3 separate regions of the Mus musculus genome follow, and all the other regions are linked to region 3. The links are chromatin loops, found by intact Hi-C in ENCODE. Cell type or tissue: left cerebral cortex. All regions are shown on one strand. Links, peaks and the distances in the headings refer to the core of each region. The heading gives the core; the rest is flanking DNA.

Region 1 (6,009 bases), core at 1,976-4,475, 990 kb after region 3:
TCCAGATGACACAAAAGTCATATTTAGATTTACGTTTAAATTTGCTTTAGGGGGCTGGAGTGATGGCTCAGCAGTTAGGCATGCATACTGCTCTTGCAGAACACCTGAGCAGTTCCCAACACCCACACCAGGCAGCTCGCAAACGCCTGTAACTAGTTCTCTGGGGAAACCCAGTAATTCCAGCTTGCATGAGTGTCTGAACTCACTCTTGTGCACGTGTGCGCACACACAGTCACACATACAAATTTACAAACACTAAATCTTTATTTTCTTTTAGTGAACTCAGCCTCCTAGTTGGTACTTGATGCCGCTGTTGGAATACATTGAGTCTTACTGAAGCCTGCAGACAATCGTGAGAGAGCCTGCGAACAGCCCGCCCACCCTCTCCTGAGGCACTGCGTGTAGGCGTGTTCATAGGGCATAAGGAAGGCTGAGGCCCTCTGGAGGGAAGGATGCCACCGTGCCTGCTAGAGGCACTGCTGTTGCCTAATGAGAAGCCTGACCTTTTCTTGTCTTGTCTTAGGCTAAGAAGTACTTTATGTTTGAATAACAGAATAATAAGTGACATCTACTATGAATAAGAAACATTAAAGCTTAACCTTGTCCCCTGAAAGCATTTCCCTGTGTTCATCCCAAAGAGATTTCAAACAAACAATAAGGGAAGCCATCATCATACCTCCTGCGTGTGCTCTTTATAGACTTGGAGAGGGCCTGTGGCTTTGGCAGTGTCCCAGAGCTGCAGTGAGCCATCACCACTACAGGTGACAAGGACATGCTCATTGTTTTCACTCCAGGTAACGTCAAACAAGCCGTCATTCCAGTCAAAGCTACGCCAGAAAAGAAAATACATGCACTGCAGATCACAAAATGATTAACATCTTAATTTTATAGTTACTGTTTTTTTCCTTGTTTTTCACATATTGTAACACACATTACCTCAGATGATCTTGAAAACTACAAGAGATAAATAGAGCAGGTACTCCACAGTGGCCTGGAAGCACAGCCCAGGAAGGGCAGGTAGATAGCTCCAAAGTTAAACTGAAAGGAGGTTTCCAAACACTCATATGAGGTATCCACCAAAGACATGCTGACATCACCTGCTTTTATTGTAGTGCACCTGTGACTCACAGCATGCACTTGTGAGACTTTCAAAATACGGAGACCAATCATTTCAAATACTCCCACAAATCTTTCTTCATCTGAGCTACGAGCAGGTAGTGGCTTTCTACAGAATCTCTTTCCTCTGCCTTTGACTAATCCTGATAGAAGTAGCGTGTGTCCATCACTCAACCTGGAAGACAGGTCCAGAGAGAAACACTGGGCAGTCCACAGGATGAGCGCTAGCTCTTGCTTAAGGAAACTAAATTACTAAGACGCTCACTGTTTTACGTTTTAAATGTATAATTTATAAGCAGACACTAGTAAGCTTGAGAACATGGCATAATCATAGTTAGCAAAAATAATTTCTATATGATGCCAATGTAAAAGTTTATTTTACATCATAAATTAAAAACCTATTAGTTCCAAATATTCAAAATGCAACTGCATTAAGACTTTGACAGAGGTTGACTGTATATGTACACTTAATAATTAGAGCCATTATAATGGTTTGAGGAGAATGGCCACCACAGGCTCTTAGGTTTGAATACTCAGTCCCTAGGTGATACAAGTATTTGGGAAGGATTTAGGAGATGTGGTATTGCTGGAAGAAGTGTGCCACTGGGGCCAGGCTCTGGGACTTCAAAAGACTTGCCCCATTCCCAGAGTGGATCTCTCTGCCTCCCATCTGTGGCTCAAGATGTGAGCTCTCAGCTGTTCCTGTAGCCATGACTTTGCTCCACCATTATAGACTCTGACCCTGACCCACTAAGATTATAAGCCTAAAGTAACTACTTTCTTTTGTAAGTTGCCTTAATCTTGATGCCTTATCACAGCACCAGAAATGTCAATCACTTTACCTTCTAAAAATCTGAAGTCCAGATTCATTTTGATCCAATACTAATAGAGTTCCACAGCCTAGAAGAAATACAAAACAAAACAAAGCCCTAAGTCATGTTGTTTAACCTCCTGGGAGTCATCTATGATGAAATCTTAAACATTGTGGACCAGCTTTAACTACCACAAATTTCCCATAAAATAACTGCAACCGTATATACAGAACAATTAAAAGTTACATAGTATGCTTCAGTCCTTAAATATCCAACTTACCATCTGGCCAGACTGGAATCGGAACACCAGTCTGGGGAAACGCATCAGAGTGCCAACTCACACCGGGCCTGGTGCTAGGCACGCAAACCTTTCAAGCTGGAGCTAATAACAGAAGACAAGGAAGGCTTGTGCTTACAAACCCCCAAGACTGTGGTTCTCCCCTGCTGATACACGCAGAACACACCAATCACAGCATTTTAAGACAGTATATGTGGAAATACCATATACTCGTTGGTCAGGTGTTGAAAACAACATTAACTTCAGTTATGTGCCAACAATCAATAATTTTTGCTGAAAGACTAATGTCTCTTTCTCTCCCCCATCTCACACTCCATTAACATCTGTTCAAAGGGAATCTGCACTTGAACTTTACAAGGTAAGATGACTAATTACTATGCTCACATGCACATTCAACTGTTCAAACTAGAGTCTTCACAGAATTTCGCTTTGAGTTTTTGTGATCAGTGAGGTGGGTAAAGTGTTAAAGATCTTCCACTTAAACGTAACTGATGAAGAAGAAAAAAAAAAGTCAACTGTCAGGTCAGAGACCCGACCCCTTCCATGTGCAGAGCCAGCTTCTAATCCCAGTACCCACTTGGCAGCTGACAACCATCAGTAATGGATCCAACACCCTCTTTGAATCTTCTCTTCTGACCTTAGCTGGCACCAGGCATGGTTCACAGACATACATACAAGCAAAAAACTCAGACACACACACAAAAAATCTCTAGAAAACAATTCCTAATTATACCAATTTCTTGTAAGAAACCTTTATAAAAGTCTAAAGTTTGATGGCCAAGAACTGTGAACCCAACCGTGAAAGCACTAAGCACTAATGGACAAACTATACGGAAACAAGTTTATTTACCACTACTTTTCAGAAATCGTATTTTTTTCCTGCAGTAAACAAGTATTACAGATCACTGACATTATGCAATGGTTTGCCATACACTGCTCCTGTGCATAAACAGCAGATGGGGTATAAGTTAAAATAAATGGCTTGAGCACTTAGACATCTCTGCACATTTATCCACTTCCCCTAGAACAACTAAAAGCGAGCACAGAATTTTCTAGTTTTTTTTTTTTTCTTTTTCAAGAAAGGGCCAGCGTCTCCCTAAGTCTCTGTTGAGGATGGCTTTGAACTGGTGGCTCTGTTGACTCCACCTTGCAAGTACTGACAAGTGCATCCTTCTTACAGAAGGGAAAGGACTAGCTGTAGACTTCCCCTGGGCTCCAATGCCAACTCCGCAGAAAGGGGGACCTAGGAGGGAGGGCCGAGCTCTGTCGCCCCCTGGCGGTGGCGGCGGCACCGCGCGCTCAGCGGCGCGTCCTACGCCCGCCCCGGAGGCGCGGCCCGCGCTCACCCGCGATGCCGTAGTGCTGCGCCGCGGCACAGGCCAGGCGGCCCGGCAGGTACGGAGAGAACTCGGCCGCATAGCCGTGGCGGCCGGGCACCCGCAGCGTCCGCGCCGCGCTCATTCCGCTCGCCCGCCGTCACTCGGCCTCCCGGCCCGAGCGCGGAAACAGTCTCGAGGTAGAAGTGCCCCACTGCGGCTCACTGAAAGTCCAGGAAGGCCGGGCGGAAGTGACGACGCCGACGCCCGGAATCCTAGATTTTGATTGGGCTACATAGAAAAGGGAACTGACGCCGCGAGGACCATTTTTCTTTTGGGCAAAAATCCAATGATTTGCTCTAACTAAAATCAACTGGTCTTTCAGAGATTATTCTAGACCTAAAAGAGAAGATACTCGCTAGGAGTCACTTCAGACAGTTGTTCACGTTTAATTGCAACCTCCATGTTTTTTTTTTAAATAAAAACCTTGTGTTTTTATTAATTGCTTGAACTTTAAAACTTTGCTATTCTGACATTTTCCTGATGGTTACGAAATAAAAGCCACAACAAACTCGGAAAGCAGTTAGTGAGTCCAAGGGCAACGAATGGAGTACTAGGTTGCCCAAGGTAATTTGAATCCAGACAACAATGAAGTTAAAGGATAGGACTATTATCATGTGCAATTTGCGGTCTATAGGTTTTATGTAGTTAGTTGCACTATGCAGATATATTCCAGTAATTAAGGAAGACTTGGGCTCATTAATTTCTTCATTCAAATGTTTGCCAAGCATATGCAATGTGGTAGATGAATGTGCAGTTTGCCAAACCAAACACTGAAGAGTGAAAGAGACTTGTTAATCATTAAACCAGTCAACCTGCACAGACCAAGTCATGTACCAAGCTTGGTGCTAGACTTTTGCATTCAAAAGACCCACTGGGATACGTGGTTGAGCTCAAGAGATTACAAGACTTGAAAGCTGTCAAGTGTAATCAAAATGCTATTGATGCTGTGATGAATATACACAGATGTTTTTAGGGTAGGGTGTCAGGGAACATTTTAGAAAGGAGATAATCTAGGGTGAATTCATACAAATGACTTTCTCTAACTAAAAAGTTGGAAGCCATTGTGGGATCAGGAGAAGGGTGAAGAACCCAGGAAACCTAAAACCGCAAGGGATGGTAGCTGCCAGGACTCAGTCTAGCCTGATAGAGAAAGAGCACTTTGGGTAGATTCCACCTGGTGAGAGAAAATCAAATGCTCCAACATGAACTCTTGTATTGTACCCCATGCCCAAGGAACTGTGCTGCAGCTTAAATAATAGAGATCTGTGCAAGTTTTCAGATATGGATCATTTAGTGAGTTATCATTCCCAAGCAACAGTAACTGGAGGCTAGAGATTGGCAATGGAGTACAGTTAGAGACTTTAGCAACAACTCAAGCAGAAGATGCTATAGTTGGGTAATAGTGTTTTGTTGAGAATTATGGAAAGGTGTGGAGAGGGTACGCTTAAGGGTCAAATGAAGACAAAAAGCTTAAATGGTTTCCAACTCTTAGTATAGTACTTATCTAGACACAGGAATTGTTTATTGAAATAAGGACAATGGAGCATTAATAAACTCCAGTTCTGCATGTTGACTGTGTACTGTGTGCAGTACTTGAATACAGCACAATGGAGTCCAGCCAAGCCTTCTTACTTGCATGTAGATAATATTTAAACCACGGAAATTATTTTTATTTAGCAAGAGAATGGAATGAGAGAAGACAGATAAAGGCAGATTTGGGGCAAACAGCCACATGGAAAGCTGGCAGTGGAGAAGCTATGGAAGGGAGAGAGATCCACAAGATGGGGACTGTAGACTCATTTATTACTTGGGGCTGGAGAGATGGCTCAGTGGGTAAGAGCAATGACTGTTCTTCCAGAGGCCCTGAGTTCAATTCCCAGCAACCACATGGTGGCTCACAACCATCTGTAATGAGGACTGATGCACTCTTCTGGTGTGTCTGAACACAGGGACAGTGTACTCACATATGTTCACATCACATAAAATAAATGTCTCTTAAAAAAATACTGCTCAAGCCAGGCATGGTAAATGAATGCCTTTAAACCCAGAATTTCGGAGACAGAGGCAGGTAGATCTCTGAGTTTGAAGCCAGCCTAGTCTACAGAGTGGCTGTCCTGGGGACAACCAGGGCTACAGAGAGAAACCCTGTCTCCAAAAACAAAACAACAAACAAACAAGAAGTATTTTTCAAGCTTGGAAGATTTGCACACTATTTTCAGATGTAGATTTAAATGCTTAGAAATTAGATTTGCATCAGGCAATGACACAACAGAGTTCTTATGGCTATGTAAGTATCTGTTTAGGGGCCTGGTATCTCTGTCCATAGCAGTACTAAATGCAGACTGGACAAAATATGGAAATTATTCCAATAACAGCAGATAACCTATGCAAATATTCTACCATT
Region 2 (6,009 bases), core at 1,976-4,475, 610 kb after region 3:
TGTGAAAATATATGACACCAAAATATCCCCTCATAGCTTACAGTAAACAGAAATCCAATATAATGGACGAAAGTCATATGCAATCATGGACTGTATAGGCTATACACAGTTATTGAGCACTTTGTATTTCCCTCTTTGTTTATATGAAAGTTGGTGTTATGAGGTTGCGGGTATGTCTCAGTGTCAGAGTGTGTGCTGAGTATGGAGAAAGTTCACTGAGGGTGGGAACAAAAGTGTTAACACTGTGACATATTATAAAGTGCATCTTTTATCACATTTATTTAGTGTGTGTGTGTGTGTGTGTGTGTGTGCATGTAAGTGTTTTATATTTTCCAAGTGAAACACAAAAGGAGTTAAATAAAAAACATGTAGAAACAGTAATGTTTGAGGCAAGATTTCTAGGAGGAGATTACTGTGAAAGATTTTAGAGTCATAAATTTTATACATTTTAGAAAATTCTAAGAAATCTACCAAAATAATCAACTGACATAAATCAATGACCAAATGAGTAACAAGATCATGTAAAAAAAAATGAATTATACCAGATACCTTCAAATTATGATTACTGTAAGTTCCTGGTAGGTATAAGGACAAATTAGGCCACAACCATATTTGAACATATACCAGATGTCTTATTTACAAGTCTGCTTGAACTAGTTTGTGTATATAATGAAATAAAGCAAATTATTGTATGTTGTAATACTGGTTTTACTGCCAGTTGTAAATACTGTTTTTTTCAGGTAAAGAAAGAACAAGAAAAACAATCAGGTTAGTAAAAACCCTGTAATGTAATTTCATTTAAAGGTATTACTATAGGAGCTGGAGAGGTACCTCAGTGGTTAAGAGCACTGGCTGCTCTTCCAGAGGTCCCAGGTTCTATTCCCAGCATCCACAGGGAAGCTTACAATTGTCTATAACCAGAGTTCCCAGGGATCCAGTGCCCTCATTTGGTCTCTATAAATACTACCTGTGTGCAGCACACAGACATACATAGGAACAAAACATACATACACATAAAAATTTAAATATTGCTGTGGTCTCTGAAAAATGCTTATATTTAAGGATATGTATTTTTTCACCTATGCCAACTGCACAACTTAAAAAAAAAAGGTAACAATATAATAGCAGCAACATGTGTAGTGCCTAAATCATGTCTTCAAAAATAATTTCCTGTATAAAGAACTGTTTCCCTACAGCGATAGCTGGTTTCAGACCAAAGGCAAGTCATACAACCATGACCTCTTTTTCCAGAAGTCAAGGAAAATACCTACAGAATACAGAAACCCACTGGAAGCAGGCTCGGTGACCACATGACTTGACAGTGGAACTTGGGGAAGGGATGGGTGCAACAAACTATAATATATTGGGTATATAAAACCCATACGCTGGGGCTGGAGAGATGGCTCAGCGGTTAATAGCACTTCCTGCTTTCCAGGGGACCCACGTTCAATTCCCAGCACCACATCTGGCAGCTCGCAACCGCTGTCACTCCACCTCTCGGAGAGATTTGCTGCTCTCCTTAGACCCCCCTGAGCACCTTAATACATATGGGGTGCATTCCCAGAAATGCACACATATACATAACTAAAAATAAATACATAGCGTCACCTCTATGCTCATAGACCTACTTTGTAAAGTGGAGAAAGAAAACTATTTTATTCTTCACCATTAGAGGAAGCGAGAGTCACAGCTCCTTGTACTGACTGGTATGAAAATGTTCGGTATTAAACCTGTTTTTCTTGAATAGAACCAAGTAGCCCTGCTTGATAAAGGAACGGTCATTCCAAATTATTAGTTATTCTGCAAAGCCAGTTTCCAAGCCTAAGGAATGACAGAGTCAGAAAACAGCCATGCGATAGAAAAGCCAACATTTTTCTCAGTTAGGTAAACAGCCAGACAACAATCAACACCACTGACATCATCAGCTGGAAGTGTGAGAGAGCCGGGATATTAAAAGAAAAGCTTCCATGAATCCAAGAACTGCTATTTTCCACGAATGATTCAGGATGCTACCAGGACCAGCCACCAATTCAAGAACTGGAACAAACAGAACATAAAATCTTTCCAACTTATGTTCAGGGCAGAAGTAGGTGGCTGTTAAACAGTGCTGACACCATGAAGCAGCAATCAAATCCAGGATTTGTTTTTAATCAACTGGAAGGAAAAATAGCAAGAGAGCATGTGGCTGTTGTATGGACATCTGAATTGGAGAAAACCCACCTTTAAGAAGGACATTTATTAAACATTCCAGAAACTTCAAATATGAGCTAGGTACTAAAGGATAGGGGTGAACTGTTGCCACTTATGTGTGATAACAGTAAATGGTTAGAATCCCTTCTCAGAGATGCACTAAACACAAAGTGTGGAAGAGCAGTGTGCATGGAATTTGCTTTTAAATATGCAGGAGAAAAAATAGAAAGAGGAGGAAGGAGGAAGAAGAGGAGGAGGAGGAAGAAGAGGAGGAGGAGGAGGAAATGTAGAGAGTAGGCACCATGCCAATCATCAACACCAGAGTGAAGGCACCAGGTTTATTACACTGAATCTCCGTCTGTGTGTGTCTAAACTAAAAGCATTTTACAAGAACTATAAACTTTTGCGTGAATTTTAAAGGAAACCACAGGACAGCTAACATGGCTCAGTGTGTAGAGGCGCTTGCTGTGAAGTCTGACGATTTAAGTTCAGTCTCTGGAACACATATGGTGGAAGGAGAGAATCAATCAACTCTTGTAGATTTTACACACACACACACACACACACACAGAGACAGAGACAGAGAGACAGAGACCAAGACAGAGTGACACAGACAGAGACAGAGACAGACACAGAAAGAAGAGAGACAGACACAGACACAGAGAAAGACAGAGAGAAGAGAGAGACATGAGCACAGAGAGAGAGAGAGAAAGAGGTAAATGTAGTTAGAAACCAAAACCAAACCAGAAACACTGTCCCAAAGGAAAGTGCCGAGTTAAGAGGACAAAAAAGAAAAAGTCAAAGCCGAGGGCTCCCTGCTTGTTGCCTGTGCCCAGCTTCCTCTGAGTGAGACTTCTAAAGGAGGAAATTATGCCAAGTCAAAGGCATTTAATGCTTAGCCTGGGAAGCCAGTTCTTCCTCAAAGAAACAAAACCACAGTGTGACAGACAGAACACATTGCTCTTGTGTGGTTTGCCAGACATATCTGTAATTTGTGTCTTTTTCTCTCTCAGGATCTCCCAAGACAGCTGAGCCCTGATACAGTACTTCTCTCCTCCTTGCTTCCCTCCAAACTCTCTACACAGCACTTGATATAAAATCTTAAATGTGCCTCTCTCCAGAGGACCTCAGCTCTCCCAGCGCTGACTGACTTTCAACACTCTGTCGGCTCCTAACATTTGCCATTGAGACCTGACTGTGGTGGCTAATCGTCATTGTGGATGTGACTGGATTTGGAATCGCCAGGTGACACATCTGTTAACCAGGCCTGGGAGGATGTCCAACCTGAAGAAAGTGCATGCAACTGCGGGCAACACCATCCTGTGAGCTAGGATGTAAAGATGGCACCAACATTCTTCTCTACTTGCTGACCACAGACACAAGTGGCATGGGAAGATCCTGTTAGTGACTCTCCACACTGATGGACTGTGTTCCCAATAAAGGCTTCCTTCTCTCCACACTGATGGACTGTGTTCCCAATAAAGCCTTCCTTCTCTAAGTGGCTTTTGGGAGCCACTTTGTTACATCTATGAGAAGAGAAACTAACACACGATCATATTCACACACTGTACTACTGCATCCCGCAGACTTGCTGGTTCCCCACAAGGCTTTCAATACCCCAAATCCCCACACTTAACATCTTTATTAAGATTGGGAAGATTTTCTGAAATAATACATTCATTTGCTGGTTTTATGGAGCAGATGATATTATGGTGTGGTGGTTTGAACAGGAATGGCCCCCACAGGCTCATATACTTGAATGCTTAATCATTAGGGTGTGGATTCCAATGGATTAGGAGATGAGGCTTTGTTGGAGCAGATGAGGCCTCCTTGGAGGAACTGTGTCACTGGTGTGGGCTTTGGGATTTCAAACGCTCAAGCCAAGCCCAGTGTCTTTCTCCTGCCTGCTGCCTGCTGATCTGGTTGTAGAACTCTCAGCTCCTCCAGGACCATGTCTACCAATGTGTCACCATGCTTCCTGCAATGCTGATAATATACCAGACTTCTGAAACTGTAAGCAAGTCCCCAGTTAAATGCTTTCTTTCCTTTATAAGAGTTGCCATGGTCACGGCGTCTCTACACAGCAATAGAATACTTGCTAAGACATATGGCAACCCTATCTATCCAGACCTGACTTTCTGTAGTCTCATCCTACCTGTGGTCCAAAAAGAAAATATTAAACAGGAAAATCCAGAGATAATTCATGTCTTAAAGCACATACTATTAAAATTAGGCATGATGAGGGTTCACTCCATCTTGTTCTTGCCAACCCATGTGCCTATGTGTATTGTGTACGTATGGGGGATGAAAGAATGGATGGAATTTTAGACATTCATGGTGGGGAGCATTGGGATTTATTTTTTGTGGATAAAGGTAGACAACTGTTCTTGTCAGTAAGATTTCCAAGCCTCTTTCTTATGTATTATGGAGTGCCATCCAGAGAGGAGCATTCAGATTCAGATTTAAGTCAATAGAAAGCCCCCCCCCTTTTTTTTCCTGCCTGTGACTACACTGGGTGTTTGGGATCCCAGTGTAGCCCAGAGCCTTTCTCAGGGTGAGTTTTGAAGAATTAAAAACTGTATCCTGTGTGGACATACCTCAGTTAACAAGAACAGGTATCCATATGCACAAGCACGAAGGCCCAAAAATATAGAGTTTATGAGCATTTACGGTTTCAGAGGGACAATGGCATCATCATTGTAGACAGCATGGTACGATAGGAACATCAACTTGAGAACTCAAGATTGTAAAGCACAAAGCAGAGATGGGAGGTGGGGGGAGAGGGGGAGGAGGATAGGGGAGGAGAGAGGGGGAGGGGGAGGGAGAACTAGAAATGTTTCGAGCAGATCCTACCTTCAGTGACACACTTACTTCAGTCAGCCCATGCAGGAGAAAATGCAGGCATTACCTGGTGGCCAGCTTACATGGTGGCACACTGGCCTTCTAAATAAGAAGCAAGGCTCAGCGTGCTGCTGCAGTCAGAACACTGGATTCTGAAGTAGAGCAGCTGATCGCTGGCCTGCAGACAAGTCTGCACTCCCCACGTCTGCTTTGATATGCTTCTTAGGCCTAGGGACCCTGGAGGTCTGAATGCCCACCGTCCAAGCTGAGGTAATGCACTAATCAGTCAGTTGATAGGCTTGCACTATGTAAGTGGTTGTTTATACATAATAAAGCAGACACTGTTCCCTGAAAAAAAAAAAAAAAAAGAAAACAAAAACAAAAACGAAAAACCAAGGTCAGTATGTTTAGATTGTGTTAAGGGCTGGGGGCCTACCGAGGGCGGACTGGGGCCTGTCACTCATGCAAGGGTTCCTGCCCGAAGCTTGTCCAGGAAATGTTCAGTAAAGGAGCAGTTTGTCACCGTTTGAACTAGAAATCTAGAAATCTAGAAAATCATCAAGCCTAGAAACTTCCATTTAGAGACATCTCTAAAGAGAAGTAATTACATTTCTATGAATTAAACTTGTTCTTTATGGAAAAAACGCTCATTGAGATAGGTCCCATTCTGTAAATCATATCGTTTAAAGTATGCCATCCAATGTTTTAAAACATAGTCACACACTCGTGGAATCAGTTCCACACTGTCACTTTGGAACATTTTATTACCACTTTCCCACACCCATTAGCACTGCTCACTATGTTCCTCCCTTGTGACCTACACCCAAATCTATTTTTGACCTTTATAAATCTGCCTATTACAGATACTTCATATAAACAACATTGACTAATGCATTGTCTTTTCTGAATAACTGCTGTCATTTAATGTAAGTTTTGTCATGTTGTAGCATGTATGAATATGCCAACCCTTTTATTATA
Region 3 (6,525 bases), core at 1,976-4,475:
ATCCCAGGGACAGAAGAAGATGAAACAAAAAGAATTATCTGGGCTTGTTGAATAATTTCAGCAAGTTCTCAGAGAACAAAAGAGTGGTGAAAGTTCAGATTCTGAGGAGAACGTAGTGCCAAACATGAAGATTTTGCCTCCTCCAGTGACTTTCAAGCGTAACCAAATAATCATCAGAGGTGGGTGACAGAGGGAACTGCATGAGAGAGGGAGTGAGGAAGGGAACAGGGGTGGCGATGAGGTGTGCCGAGAGGAAAGGGCCGGGACTGAAAATAGAAACAGGTGGGGGCATCTCAGGGAGTAGCTGGAGACCTGGGACTGGAGAGACTCCGGGGTGTCTTTGGGGGTGACCTTAACTGAGATTTCTACCAGAGGAGCCTATGAAGGCTGAAGTGGCCATCTCCTGTAATCAGGCAGGAATTCCAGTAGAGGGAGGGGGACATCAAACCACCCACAAAACCTTCCACACAAAATTTGTCTGGCCTAAAGTTGCACAGGGATAAAGATGAAGCAGACACAGAGGGAATGGTCAACTAATGACTGCTTCAACTGGATACCCATCCCATGTGAGGGCCAACCCCTGTCTGCTATGCTTGCAGACAGATACTTAGTATAACTGTTTCCTGAAATGCTTCATCCAGCAGGTAATAAGAACAGATGCAAAAACCCACAGTCAAGCATCAGGCAGATCTCAGGAAGTCATGTGGAAGAGTGAGGGATAGAATTGAGAGAGCCGAAGGAGTCAAGGACACCATAAGAAGACCTATAGAGTCAACTAACTTGGGCCCGCGGGGGCTCAAAGAGACTGATCACCAACCAAAAGGCATGCAGGGGTTGGACTTGGGTCCGCTGTGCATTTGTAGTAGATGTGCTGTTTCATGCTCATGTGTGTTCCCTAAGCATTGGAGAGGGAGGGCAGTCTCTGACTTTGTTGCCTGCCGTTGCCCCTCCCTCTAACTGGGCTGCTTGGTTGGGCCTCAGTAGGAGAGGATATGCTGAGTTCTGCTGGGACTAGATGTCCCAGGACAGGGTGGTACCAAGGGGGCTTCCCCTTCTCTGAGGAGAAGGGGAGGGACTGATGGGGGTTGGGATTTGTAAGGGTGGGACTGAGAAGAGATGAAGGAGGGGTTGCAATCAGGATGTAAAGTGAGTAAATAATTTAATTAAGTCAAAAGAAAAAAACCTGAGTTTAGACACATAGAGACAGTTCATTTCTGTAAATGAAAGGTTCTGAAATCCAAGTTCCCTGATGCCAACCAAGCCCCAGCCTTGTAAAATCTTTCTAGGAAATAGTAAGTAGTCAACCCTAGTTAGGTAAATTCTTTTTTTGCACAACTATGTCTAGTCTAGTTGTAGGCTTCATTTGGAAATTTTCTGCAGGCCAACTACTCAATTGTAAGAGATGGCTAGCAGCAAGATCCAGGAGGTTAGAACTCAAGGTTGATGATGGAGGTGACTTCTAGGCAGGTCTCCCTGATGCTTGACAGCCTTGTTTCTGTTCCTTCTCATATATTCCCAACATAGTCATCAGTGATCATGGAAACAAGGCCAGAACGTGCCGTTTCTGAACCTGAATATTCCCAAGCCTGAATATAACTTCAGTGACAAGATGGACGCCACTTTTCCGGGTGCCTCCGATTCCAGCACATGACACTTCATTGAGGGGAAACTAGAGAGTGGTACCGATGAAGACTTCAGTCATTGTAGCTTGTTGTCCATAAGGACTTCGGTCTTCATAGCTCACATTCACAGAGAACTATGTCACCATAGGAACCTCGGTCATCACAGCTCACACTTCACAGGGCCCTCTGCTGCCATAGTTCACTGCTCATAGGGACCTCAGTCACGATAGCTTACTGTTCACAAGGGCCTTGGTCACTATAGTTCACTGTCTGTGGGGACCTCAGTCATTGTAGTTCAGTGTTCATAGGGATTTCGGTCACCATAGCTCACTCTTCACAGGGCTTTTTGTTGAGATTCTCCTTTAGGCTACAACATCCTGTTCTTGGATGACCTAAAGCCACCGTCTTAGAGGATTTGCCATTCAGTTTTCAATCAAAGCAATTCTGTAAATTCACACTAAAAACGAAGCAAAGGAAGTAGAGGCTACACTTGAGTGAAAGCCCTGTCCATCTGATGCCATCTCCAGAGACAGCATCTCCTCTCCACTTCTCGCACTCCAGTCAGTCTCTAGCCCCTTGTTAGAACAACTGGATCTACTTTCTGGGGTGAGGCAGAGACAGACAGACAGGTAAATAAAAATGCAGAGACACACACAGTGTCTCTGGAGGGAGAGGATGAAAAAAAGGGAGAGGGAGAACCTGGTGTACGGTTGTACCAAATAAGAGGAAAAGGAAGACAGGATGGAGGAGGATTTAAAAAGGATTAAGAGACACAGTGGATTTGCTGATGGGTTGTGGAATGAAAAATGGTTTTCAAGGTCCTCTGAGTTGCTTTGGGGAGTAGTATCATTGTTCATAGTCTCTCTCCCTCCCTCTCTCCCTCCCTCCCTCCCTCCCTCCCTCCCTCCCTCCCTCCCTCCCTCCCTCTCCCTCCTTTCTCCCTCTCTGTCTTTCTCTCCCCCTCTTTGTCTCTGTCTCTATCTGTCTTTCTCTCTCTCTCTCTGTGGGAAAAGTTCCTTGCTATAGAAAAAATATGTATCTGTACCATTATATCAAGTATATTTTACTTTTACCTTTAAAATCTCTCTCTGAGGGTTAGGGGTATAGTATAGTGGTACAGTGTTCATCCAATCACCAGCATTGCCAACAGCCAGTTCCATGCCCCCTTTTGCTAGTCCAGTAAATTTAAAATTAATCAGGGCGAGCTGAAAGGGAGATTCAGGAATCCACAAATCCTATGGAAGAGTTTACAGGCTGTGAACTTACAACAAAGATTTGTTTTAGGCTCAGATTTTTCTGTATTCAATTTGGGAACAAACTATTCCATCTGCCTGAGAGAAATAAAAATCTTAAGGGGAAGGAGTAGCTTTGAACACTGGGACTTTAACCATGAAGAGAGACAATATCAATTATTGCTCGCCTATAGTCAAGCAGGACCCAGTTCACTGTCAGACACTTGAAACAGTCTGAACCCAGCTATTTGGTTGAGTATATAAATTGACCACCAGATGGCAGCATATGATTTTTAAAAGAAACACTACTCCCCTCCCCCCACCTTCCAGCCCCTGCACACCACCCCCACACCTCCAAAGTGTACACAGAGAGGTAGACATCACCCATAGTGAACATTTTTCTTCTTGTTCCTAAAATTGGAATGAAATGAGGAATAACACAGAGAAGTAAGAAACAGAAGGAAAGAAGTAAGCTGAAGGAAACGTGGGAGGGAGAAGATTTAAAAAGAAACTAAAAGAAAAAAGAAAAAAAAGAAGCATATCCAACTAGATGACAGTTCATCACAAACGACAACGGGCGGGCTGCTGATGTAGGAAAGTTCCGAGGGAGGAAACGGTGCTATAACCACAGGCATTCACAGCCTACATGTGTGAGTGAGTACAAGATAGACTCTTGACCTTCTTCTAAAAGCAGCTGTCTCCTTGGGAAACTACAAGAATGAGTTTACATTTTCAACATGTTTTCTTTTCTTTAAGGCTCGAGTTACCTGAATTCTCCATTTGTATTTGAAACTTATTTTAATCAGTGTTCTTCAAGGAGGTCATGCACACTGGATTCCATGGTTGGACATGCAAGTAAGGGAAGTGACTCAAGACAGCAGAAAGTATTCAGACACATACCAACAGGGATGCATCCATGTAATAAAGAGGAAAGACACACACCAACAGGGATGCATCCATGTAATAAAGAGGAAAGACACACACCAACAGGGATGCATCCATGTAATAAAGAGGAAAGACACACACCAACAGGGATGCATCCATGTAATAAAGAGGAAAGACACACACCAACAGGGATGTATCCATGTAATAAAGAGGAAAGACACATACCAACAGTGATGTATCCATGTAATAAAGAGGAAAGACACACACCAACAGGGATGCATCCATGTAATAAAGAGGAAAGACACACACCAACAGGGATGCATCCATGTAATAAAGAGGAAAGGAGAAGGAGCTTTGAGCCAAGAAGCTCATGACCTGAGAGGGATTCTCGGGATCTGTCTCTGACTCTCCACGGACCACAACCACTACCCAAGACCATTCTTCAACTTCTTCAACTACTCTCTCTTTCCTAACTAACTAGTATGTCTCGAGAGTGTAAGATGGGACAGATCTCACATAGTGGTGATAGGCTTGGGCATTGAGGCTTCTTTGAGTAGGGCTTTCTACCTCTACAGTAACGACATCTTGGATTGGATAATTCTTTGTGTACTCTTTCCATTATAGCATAGTTAGTAGCCTTCTGGCTGCCACTTGCTGGATGCCAATAATACACCCCTACCTAGTTTATGGCATCCAAAAGCATCTCTAGACATTGACAAGTGTTGCCTGGGCAGGAGATTTGCTACCTTCCCTGTTTTGGAACCTCTGCTCTAGAAAGACTCTAATTATAGGGATGAAAGACATTATAAAGGCTCTGCTTTCTTGCTTTTCTTCTCTTGGGAAAAATTCTTTCTGAATCAAAAGAGAAATGTATGCTCAAATATCCAGTAGAGATTTGCAAGTATTAAAGCCATTCACAAAATGTGTTTCTTATGGCTAGGATAATGTTCTCTATATGAAATAAAAGCAACCAAATATATCATTATAAATATTGTGTTAAGCAGAAAGTGGCACATGATATGCTAAGGCACACAGGTAATAAAAGTATTTATATAGAGAAAACCAACTAATGCTGATTGAAGCTTTATTGGGTACCAGATACATTTTTTTGTACATTTCTACTCGTGTTATATAAGCATACAACATCTCTATGCAGATATATCATTTGCATTTCAGATGAAGATAATGAGACTGAGAAGAGTGTAATTACTACCTCAGAATTCTATTTATAGTCAGAGTGGAAGAGCAGATTAAAACTCTGATCATGTTCTATCTCTGGACATGAACTCTTACACATCTTACTGTTGAGTTGGGCATGGACATAGGAAAGGAATATAATGTCAAAAACATGGTTGATGCAACTTAAAAGTCATAGAGGTTGCAAGAAACTCTGCCTCAGACAGGAATGTATGATATTTTTTTGGGATGAGATAAGGGCTAGGAAGATGGGATGGAGAGGTGGGAATGGGGCTACCCTTTGAGGAGTAGTGGGATTGTAGAATAGTGCAATGGACGACCTGTTTATGTTTCTTCCTTTTTGAATTCACATTGTGGAACCACGGTCCTAATAAGATGGTGTTAGGAACTGGGATGTACTGCCTTTGGAACTTAAGTGTGTCAGGATGGCAGAACCTCTGCAATGGGACTACTGCTCTTATGAGAGAGCTAGCTTACTCTCCCTTTTCTCCATTGTGTGACAATATCCTTCTAAGAAGTCAGCTATCTAGAAACATGAGGAGACAGACTCTCATGAAAATTTGTGTCGCCTGGGACATACATATATTGGACTTTCTAGCCTCTATAAGTATGGGGAATAACAGATTGTCTACCTGTAATTTATTATACTAAGACACATATGGAGATCTAGGGTGAGGAGCCCATCCCAAGACAAGGAAGTCATCAGGTTATAAAGGGAGATTAGTACCAGAGGGCAGGTATCATAATCTAACAGGTCAACAGTATGGATCTTATTCAATTGTTATTTTTAAAAATTGAGAAATCTTGGGAGGGGGGAGAGATTTGGATTTCTGAGTATTCTTGAACTAGAAGTGGCAACATAGTCTTAATCTTTATATCTCAGTTCTTTGTCACAATCAAAGACATGCTGCTGACATTAATGAGATTTGAGTTCTCTACTCTACCCAAATTCATATCATATCCTGTTCATTTACTCTCCTCTCTCTTGCTTGGATTTTCTGATTAACTCCCACGAACAGAATAATTTCCAATCTTAAATATAAAAACATATTTGAGAAATGTATCTGCTAACACAATTGTATGATTTCTCTAATAGCCCTGTGAAGATGAGACAGCCTGGTCATGGTGGTATACACCTGTAATTCCAGACAAAGTTAAGAACAGAGGATTGCCATGAATATAAGGGCATCCTTGTCTCTTGCCATGTGACTGCTGTGACTACAGGCATACGCCACTGCATGTGCTTTTATACCCAGATAGTCTAGGCATCCAAACTCGGGTTGTCAGACTTGCATGGCAGCTTTTCCTTGCTGATCCCTTCCTGTTATCCCTGTCTTCTATTGTTTAGACATTTTCTGTATTCTGTGCTTTAAACTGCCCATCACTGCTGTTCAATATTGGGGCTGATGTTGATTGTTTTTGAATTTGTGAAAGCTTGCCAATATTGTTTTTGTTTTCTCTTTGGTTTATTTTATTTTATTTTTTTTCACATTGTCCTGGTATGTGACAAGCAACAACAAATTGTGTGTGTGTTAGAGAGAGAGAGAGAGAGAGAGAGAGAGACAGAGAGAGAGAGAGAGAGAGAGAGA

What was found. Peaks named below come from ENCODE experiments on the same cell type or tissue, not always from the same donor. Only the 100,000 strongest peaks of a DNase experiment are listed, where the experiment ranks them.
Region 1: a loop joins it to region 3, with 2.4 times the contacts of the local background. A loop is called at or near these places in 3 of 42 quality-filtered maps.
Region 2: a loop joins it to region 3, with 3 times the contacts of the local background. A loop is called at or near these places in 14 of 42 quality-filtered maps.

Annotation. Positions count from the first base shown.
Region 1 is chr10:19,903,887-19,909,895 of GRCm38, forward strand. It overlaps Pex7 (peroxisomal biogenesis factor 7), which reads right to left and starts at 3,788. Exons shown (of 10, transcript NM_008822.2): 1 at 3,573-3,788; 2 at 1,959-2,016; 3 at 677-827. The coding sequence starts at 3,687. In left cerebral cortex, for the core only: a CTCF peak has its summit at 3,472 (motif pointing left); DNase peaks (open chromatin) are centred at 2,253, 3,551 and 3,804; H3K4me3 peaks cover 858 bases; H3K27ac peaks cover 357 bases.
Region 2 is chr10:19,519,301-19,525,309 of GRCm38, forward strand. No RefSeq gene overlaps it. Among named protein-coding and RNA genes, the nearest start is that of Gm33104, 36 kb to the left of the region's middle. In left cerebral cortex, for the core only: no CTCF peak of the experiment used is centred there; a DNase peak (open chromatin) is centred at 3,117.
Region 3 is chr10:18,914,071-18,920,595 of GRCm38, forward strand. No RefSeq gene overlaps it. Among named protein-coding and RNA genes, the nearest start is that of Perp, 72 kb to the left of the region's middle. In left cerebral cortex, for the core only: a CTCF peak has its summit at 3,118 (motif pointing right); DNase peaks (open chromatin) are centred at 3,191 and 3,410.